Linked DNA regions of Homo sapiens: region 2 is linked to region 1. The links are chromatin loops, found by intact Hi-C in ENCODE. Cell type or tissue: PC-3. All regions are shown on one strand. Each heading gives the region's core, and the rest is flanking DNA. Links, peaks and the distances in the headings are about the cores only.

Region 1 (4,410 bases), core at 75-4,074:
CAGCTCACTATGTTCTCTTTCAGGAGGGCAATAATCTAATTTATTAGGGCTCTGCTCTAATGACCCAATCACCACCCAGTGGCTTCACCTCTTAATACCAACACATTGGTGAGTAGGTTTCAACATACGAATCTTGGTAGCCACAGACATCAATCTTTAGAAGAAGGTTGAGTCTGCAGTGAACCATAATAGCACCACTGTGCACCAGCCTAGAAGACATAGTGAGACCCTATCTCAAAACAAACAAAGAAACAAACAACACATTACATTTTAAAAATTTATTAGTTTAACAAATATCAAGTGTCAACTATATGTCAGATACTGGTAATGATTATGGAGAAAAAACATAAATAATCCTTATTTTATTCACCTCTTTACAATCCCAAAAGAAAAATACTGTTATCCCCAGGTTTGCACAAAGGAAAAAAATAAGAGGCTCAGGCATATTAAGAATTTATTTTAAATCACATAGCAATTGAGAGATCTCGGATTCAAATCCAAAATGTTTTGTCAAACACCAAAACCAATGTTCCTCCTTGTCTACCTGTAAAGCATAGAGTTTTACTACTCTAGAAGTTTAAATTAATTTTGCTGATTTTATAAGCAAAGTTAAAGTCTTATTTTTACTTTAGTTTTTGGATATCACAAAGTTAAAAATATTTTTCCTGTTTGTTTACTAATTATACTTCTTCATGAGACTATTGTCTGCTTATGTACTTTAGTAATTTGTTACTACTGTGATTTTGATAACTTTCATACTAACTTGTTTAATATATAGATCAAGATATAGACATAAATATTAGTTTTTTGTAATGTTCGATTAAAGTAAATGTACATTTTTATTGTTTTACACGTTGGTGATAAGAGTTAAAATTCAGAATAATTTAACATATTAGGCTGGGTGTGGTGGCTCATACCTGTAATCCTGGCACTTTGGGAGGCTGAGACAGGAGCATTGCTTGAGTCCAGAGGTTTGAGACCAACCCAAGCAACATAATAAGACATGATTTATATATACATAAATTTTTTTAATTAGCTGGGCATGGTGGTGCATGCCTGTAGTCATAGCTACTCAGGCGGCTGAGAAGGGAGGATCATTTGAGCCCAGGAGGTTGAGGCTGCAGTGAACTGTAATCATGCCACTGCACTCCAGCCTGGATGGCAGAGTAACACCCTGTCTGAAAGAAAATTAACACATTACATTTTTCTTTATATTCATTGATGTGAACAAATAGAGGGCATAAAAAATAGGAAAAATGACAAACTTTTCCTATTTGACTGTGTAACTATATTTATCAATTCATATAATGAGTTATAGGGCCTATTAATGCAGAAATCTTTATCAGTAATTGTTTGAAATGCAAACTAGTTTGTTATTAAAGAACATTTTAATTTGAAATAAATGTTTTGCATGGGACATTTTAGCTTTTCTAATTCCAACATTCAGAAACCATAATCCTTGCCCATATTTTCTGTTAATATTTTGCTTTTGTTATCACTAGTTGAATGTGCAGTTTCCCTAATAAATGTTGTTATATGACTCTGGGCTTCTTTTATCATTATCAGTTAGTTTTACCACTAGAATTTAGTCAATGGAGCTGTATTTACTTTTCTCAGTGAGTCATGTTTCCTTTATACACTTATTAACATGCTTTATATCATCACTTTCATTCTCATTCATGTCTCTTATTAATTGCCTGAAGGTCTTTTGATGACGAATAGAAACCTGTCATTGAAAAAAAATTCCAGAAATTAGCTTAACATTAGTTTCCAATCTACATAAAGGATATTAAGTACAAATGAACAAAATCTTATATAATGCTGCATTAATGATGAAAAACAATGTTAATGACTTCTGATATGATGACATAGATATGGTAATTTAAAGGCTATTTTTTTCTATTATTGCTGTGGCTACTAGCTGCTATTTACTGAACCCTTACTCAGTACTATACAGTGATGACTACTTTACCTTTATTTTGTCATTTAGAGTTCACAACTCTCTTATATAGATATAATTATTAAAATGGGAATTTTTACAGATTATGAAAGGGTTGGCCAGGCATGGTAGCTCACGCCTATAATCCCAACATTTTGGGAGGCTGAGGCGGGTAGATCACTTGAGCTCAGGAATTCAGGACCAGCCTGGGCATCATGACGAAATCTCATCACTTCCAAAAATACAAAAAATTAGCCAGGTGTGGTAGTGTGTGCCTGTGCTCCTAGCTACTTAGGAGGCTAGGTGAGAGGATTGCTTGGGTTGGAAGTTACAGTGAGCCAGGATCAGCCACTGCACCCCAGCCTGAGTGACAGGGTGAAACCCCAGCTCAAAAAAAAAGGGGAGAGGGTGGTTAACTATTTGATGCAGGTCATATAGTTAGTGAGTAGATACAGTGTGAATTTGAATTCAGTTTCACATTTATTTGAGCACAAAATGTTTAGTTTAAAAACATCCCTTTACAACTGCTGGGGCAGTTGTACTCCCTAGAACACAGTCTAAAAGTGTCACCTTAGGTGTTTCAGACTTAATCAGACTTGAGTTTGAGTCATTCAGATAAGGCTCATGAGACAAATATAAAGAAATTAAAATGCCATTTTTAATAGTGTATACTGATAAGTATAAATGCTAAAATATTCAGACACTTCAAGTCCTCCAACCAGTGCATTCTCTCTCTGTAAGCAAATTATAGAAAAAGTAACATTATGAACAGGGAATTTCTGCAGGCTGAAAGAAGAATCACAACAGAAATATTGTTTATTTGAGATGAATGTTTAAAAGCATCAGAACATAACATTTTTTCCCACAAAAGACAAATATCAGGCACTAGACTAGACATCTCAAGTCCTTGGCACAGGGATTCCTTCCCTTTGGATAGTTCTTGGAGGTGAATGGCTAAGGTCTTACTCTGACCATTTCTGTATAATTCTGTCACTTACAACCAAATTTCCTTTTATTGATACTCTATTTATTTAAACTTGTTAAACTTTCAATATATTGTAAAAGGCATAAGACAGATTTGTCTCTTTATTATTTTGTATATTTCCATTTTATGTCTATTTCCACCTCAGAGTGAGGTAGTAGCCTGAGATGATCCACATGGCTAACCCAACTATCAGATGCTACCTACAGCATAAGAAGTATTCATAAGCTTTGTGTGTTATAATGAATAAAAAAGTGAATTAATGGGCTTCTTTTTTTAATGCTCTGAAAATTCCTTCTTTTTTTATATGTGGAGGAAAAATCAAATGTAAATGTATTATTTGTAAAATTCTTTCTCTATAACTTTCCTTATCAATGTCATATAAAATCCTGATACCCAAGACCTGCCTACTACTTTCTTTGCATAGGACAATTTTATTTTGGTTTTGCTCCTTGAATAATAGAATAATTATTTGTTTTAATATGGAGAGGTCTCTGATTTCAATAAGACAATGTTTAGGATATATTTTTTGGCTTTATCTCCTAGTCAAAGTAAATATTTTGGCCTTATCTTTTGGTCAGAGCTATAATACAGAACTTACAGTTGCTAAACTTTGGCAGAGCAAAATCTCTTACTCATGTTTACCCACCCTGTCATAAATTTCAATGCTTTAAATTTCCCGGCTTATTGTACCCATTCATTTTACAAATCCTCCTACCACCACCAGTACCCACATCATCAATTAATAGCTTTTACCATCATTTGCAACCAGAGAACATTATCAAGAGTAAGAAAGACAGGCGGTGAAAATATTTATTTGGCTTTGATGCTGATTTTGTTTCTTTTAACTAGGTAGGTGGGAGTAAACCAAAGAGGTGGGTAGAAACACATGTGTCTCTAGGATAGCAGGGACATATGTTTATACCCTAAAGTGAATTTTCTTAGTTTAGCCATGCTGATAACTCCTATGCAGACACTTAGTTGTGATTTTGTTGGTTGGGAAAAAAAAAAAAGAAATTTATCAGGGAAAAGTCAGAACTGTGAGTTAGCAGGTTTTGACCTTTGGCTGCCTGGAAAAGAAGAGAAGAGAATATAAAGGGAATCAAAAGGGGAAATAGGAGAGGCACTCAGAAAGAGAAGATGGACACTAACAAAATAAACTTGGCAATTTAGCTAACTTGTAAAATTAATAGCTCTTGCACTATGGAAAACGCTTGAGAGCTTTTCAGAAGAGGTATGAAAATCAGCTAGTCTTGGTTCTTACCAAGGCCTCTTTCTCCAAGTTAGTCCAGATCATTTATTCTAATTTTTCCTGGTATCTTGCCAACCAGTTTTCATTCATGCCCTGTGAAGAGAAGCAGAAAGGAAAGGAAAGAAAAGAAGCACAGAGAAGAGAAAGAGATAGACTTGTGTTCCTACAACTGATTTCCTCCTTTTAAGGAGTCAGCAAGATATAATTTCCTGGGATTTCCCTATTAATAGAACACAT
Region 2 (4,410 bases), core at 324-4,323, 110 kb after region 1:
AGAAAATACAGTTTGATGAGACAGAGCAAGCATCAGAACCAAACTCAGATGTTGGAATTATGAGATTGAGAATTTAAAACAAACGCAATATGCTAAGTGCTCTACTAGAAGAAGTTGGCGACATGCAAGAACAGATGGGTAATGTAAGCAGAGAGATGGAAGCTCTAAAAATCAAAAGACAATGGCAGAAATGAAAAACACTAACACAAATGAATAATTCTCATCAACAATTCTCATCAATTCTCTCAATTCTCATCAACTCATCAATCATCTTTAAGTGATGTCAATAGAAATCTCTAAAACTAAAAGGCAAAGAGAAAAAATAAATAAATACAACAGAATATCTATGAACTGTGGGAGAATTACAAAAGGTGTGATATATGTGTAATGATAATACCAGAAGAGAAAAAGCAACAGAATGAATGTTTGAAGCAGTAATGACTGAGAATATTCCAAAGTTAATGATAGACACCAAAACACAGATCCCAGAAGCTCGAATAACAATATACAGGACAAATACTAAAAAAAATCTATACCTAAGAATATCACATGCAAACTGCAGAAAATACAAGACAAAGACAACACTCTTTTTTTTAAAAAAAATTTATTATTATTATACTTTAAATTTTAGGGTACATGTGCACAATGTGCAGGCTTGTTACATATGTATACACGTGCCATGTTGGTGTGCTGCACCCATCAACTCGTAATTTAGCATTAGGTATATCTCCCAATGCTATCCCTCCCCTCTCCCCCCACCCCACAACAGTCCCCGGTGTGTGATGTTCCCCTTCCTGTGTCCATGTGTTCTCATTGTTCAATTCCCACCTATGAGTGAGAACATGCAGTGTTTGGTTTTTTGTCCTTCCGATAGTTTGCTGAAAATGATGGTTTCCAGTTTCATCCATGTCCCTACAAAGGACATGAACTCATCCTTTTTTATGGCTGCGTAGTATTCCATGGTGTATATGTGCCACATTTTCTTAATCCAGTCTATCGTTGTTGGACATTTGGGTTGGTTCCAAGTCTTTGCTATTGTGAATAGTGCCGCAATAAACATACGTGTGTATGTGTCTTTATAGCAGCATGATTTATAATCCTTTGGGTATATACCCAGTAATGGGATGGCTGGGTCAAATGGTATTTCTAGTTCTAGATCCCTGAGGAATTGCCACACTGACTTCCACAATGGTTGAACTAGTTTACAGTCCCACCACCAGTGTAAGAGTGTTTCCATTTCTCCACATCCTCTCCGGCACCTGTTGTTTCCTGACTTTTTAATGATCGCCATTCTAACTGGTGTGAGATGGTATCCCATTGTGGTTTTGACTTACATTTCTCTGATGACCAGTGATGATGAGCATTTTTTCATGTGTTTTTTGGCTGCATAAATGTCTTCTTTTGAGAAGTGTCTGTTCATATCCTTCGCCCGCTTTTTGATGGGGTTGTTTGTTTTTTTCTTGTAAATTTGTGACAAAGGGCTAATATCCAGAATCTACAATGAACTCAAACAAATTGACAAAGACAACACTCTTTAAAGAAACCAGAGGAAAACAAAACCCAAACTGAATAAAACCTTACTGATAGAGGAGCAAGGATAAAAATGATCTCAAACCTACTTTTAGAAATCATGTAATCAAAAATAGAGTGGAGTGACATCTTTCAAGTATTGCAAGAGCTTGTCCTCCAGTTTTCTCAGAACAGGCTCCTGTGAATAATATTTTCTGAGCTCTTTTCTATTCAAAACTGTGTACAGTGTTTATATGTAATAAGTTGGCTGAATATAACACCCTTGACTCATATTTTTTTCTCTGAAATAGAGAAAATAGCCTGTAAGTATTATTCTTCAGCCTTTTTTTTTTTTTTTTTTTGAGACTGAGTCTCACTCTGTCACCCAGGCTGGAGTGCAGTGGTGCGATCTCAGCTCACTGCAACCTATGCCTCCCGGGTTCAAGCACTCCTCAGTCTTTTTATATTGATAGTTGATTGGGAGAAGTTTAATGCTTACCTGATTTATTATCTTTTGTATGTGATTTGTTCTTTTCACTTGTTTGTTCAATGATTCTTTCCTTAACTCTTAAGTCCAATTTTACTGGACTGTATTTCAGTGTTACAAATTTTAGTATTCCCAAGGACATGGTGTGCCTTTTCACTTTATAGATAGAAACTTTCTTTTATTTCTGGAAAATTTCTGGATTATACTTTTAAATATTTTTTCAGTTTTAATTATTTGATATCCTCCATTATTTTGTGTTTTTTTTCTTCCTAATATTATGTCATCATCACTGACCATCTTTTACAAGACTTACTGTTTTCTGATTTGATGAATTTCTTCATAGCTGTGATTATTTCATTAAAGAATTGACAAATTTAGGTTGCAAAGTTATGTTTCAATCTTGAACTGCTTTGTAACTACCTTTTTAAAAACTCATCTGTTAGAATATGCTTCATGTTTTATTTTTCCTAAAAGTATCTTTATTGGTAGAATTTTAAGAAAATATACCTAGGAAAGTGTTAATCTTGGTCACAATACAAGTAACTAACTCTGTTATTTGTTCCTGGAATGCTGATCTAATTTATAGCACTGCAAGCTAATCCCTGTGGAAATGTGAGCTTACTTTTCTGTATACCTTACTTTTCTGTAATGCAGAAAAATTAGTGTCCTTAAACATCTTAGCACTATATATCTTACCAAAAATAGATTAAACTTACAATCTGCTCTTTCACAGGCACCTTAAGGAAGCAAAGTCTTCTCTCATCCTCAGGCTGTAATCCACAGACAAGTAAATTGAGATTCTAATAAGATGATGTTATATGTTGGTATATGTGTATTTTTTCAAGAAGTGGACTCATGATTTTCTTTATGTTCACAGAGGAATCCAAGAATGACAATGACAATAAAAAGATGTGGTCCATTTGCATTGAGGAAGGAGGACTAAAATAAGATCTAAGGAAATTTACAGTTTGTGCATTTTACTAGTGATATGGTTAGGTCACTTGCTACCTCTGGGAAATCAGTGATTTCTAAGGCCTTTTGTAGTCTGAAAATTCTATGATTCTAAAGCCAGGAGCCTTTCTTGAATGCTGTCTCCTCTGAAAAATTTTGAACAGCAATTCACAGCTATTCCTTCCTTATTATACTCATTACATGGTGCAATAATCCAATTTTGCTAAAGTCAGAATTGTGGCCATCTGAGTGCAAAGCTATAAAATACTCTTTGTCTTAGACCTAAAGGACATTGAAGATCTAGAGTGCACAGATTCCAACCCTTGATGCCACGTGTTTTACGATATTTAGACTGAGCTTTCAAGGCCAGAGTTAAAAGAGGAACACTTAATTCAGAAGGAAAGCTGCTGTAGACAGCATTATAAAGTCCACACTTAAAATGATTGGTCATTCTTCTCTGGTTATTTTTGTGTTCAGTTTAGAAGTGAAGGTAGTGAGAAATTACTCAAAGAAGATTTCTAGCAGCCATGCAGCTTTTAACACCACTGTTTATTAAAGAAAAAAAAATTTGGTATAAGAGAGCTGAACCTATAAAAGGCATAGTATTCTAAAGACAACATATAACATAAATTGAAGAAATGAAAAAGAAGACTTGGCTGAGCATGCTGGCTCATGCCTGTAATCCCAGCACGTTGGGAGCCCAAGGTGAGCCCAAGAGTTCGAGACCAGCCTAGGCAACATAGTGAGATCCTGTCTCTAATTAAAAAAAGAGAGAGAGAGAAAGAAAGAATACTACTCTTTAGAGTTATAAGAGTCAAACTGAATTCCTTTCAACTCCACCTTATTGGTCACTTTCTTTGGCAAATGAAAATTAAAATAAATTAGACTTGAGGACCCTTTTTCTTTTATAAAAAAGAATTTTATGTTTAATATATTGTGACTGCTTATAAGATTTTGAAAGAAAAAAGTTTTCAGGACTAAAGTAGATAAATAAATTAGTAAATAAATAATAAGTTTTAAATTTTAACTGTACAATAAAGTAAAGTTAAAAAGACCCTAGGATACTTTTCTGCTAGTGTACATGGGACCTGTGGATATAAAAGTTTGACTTAGTCAGGGAAAGCCAGAACACTACTTTCATTTTCCAATGTGATAAAAACAAGAGTATTCTTAAAAGATGCCCTCTTAACCTTCAAATAACTTCCTCTACAGATGAACAGATAATATAAAGTATACTGACTTGTTAAACGCATTTGGCTAGAGGGCTAATTGCTGTTATGCTATGCTCTATTGCTTTTACCAGTTGAATCATATGCTTACTAAGAGCTAGTCATACTTGTCCCAAGACCCATTACTTTATTGTAATTGCCACTGTAATTATGTAACTTAATTAAATGTTGCATAAACAAATGAATGAGTATACAAAGAAAGATAGTTGTTTCTATGAATGCTTTGGAAATATT

What was found. Hi-C counts contacts between places; a loop is a spot of excess contacts. Peaks named below come from ENCODE experiments on the same cell type or tissue, not always from the same donor. Only the 100,000 strongest peaks of a DNase experiment are listed, where the experiment ranks them.
Region 2: it touches region 1 in a loop (3-fold over the local background); 1 of 110 quality-filtered maps calls a loop at or near these places.

What each region holds. Positions count from the first base shown.
Region 1 is chr4:114,510,330-114,514,739 of GRCh38, reverse strand. No RefSeq gene overlaps it. Among named protein-coding and RNA genes, the nearest start is that of UGT8, 86 kb to the left of the region's middle. RefSeq lists a silencer at 963-1,208. In PC-3, for the core only: no CTCF peak of the experiment used is centred there; no DNase peak of the experiment used is centred there; H3K27ac peaks cover 378 bases.
Region 2 is chr4:114,400,532-114,404,941 of GRCh38, reverse strand. No RefSeq gene overlaps it. Among named protein-coding and RNA genes, the nearest start is that of UGT8, 200 kb to the left of the region's middle. In PC-3, for the core only: no CTCF peak of the experiment used is centred there; no DNase peak of the experiment used is centred there.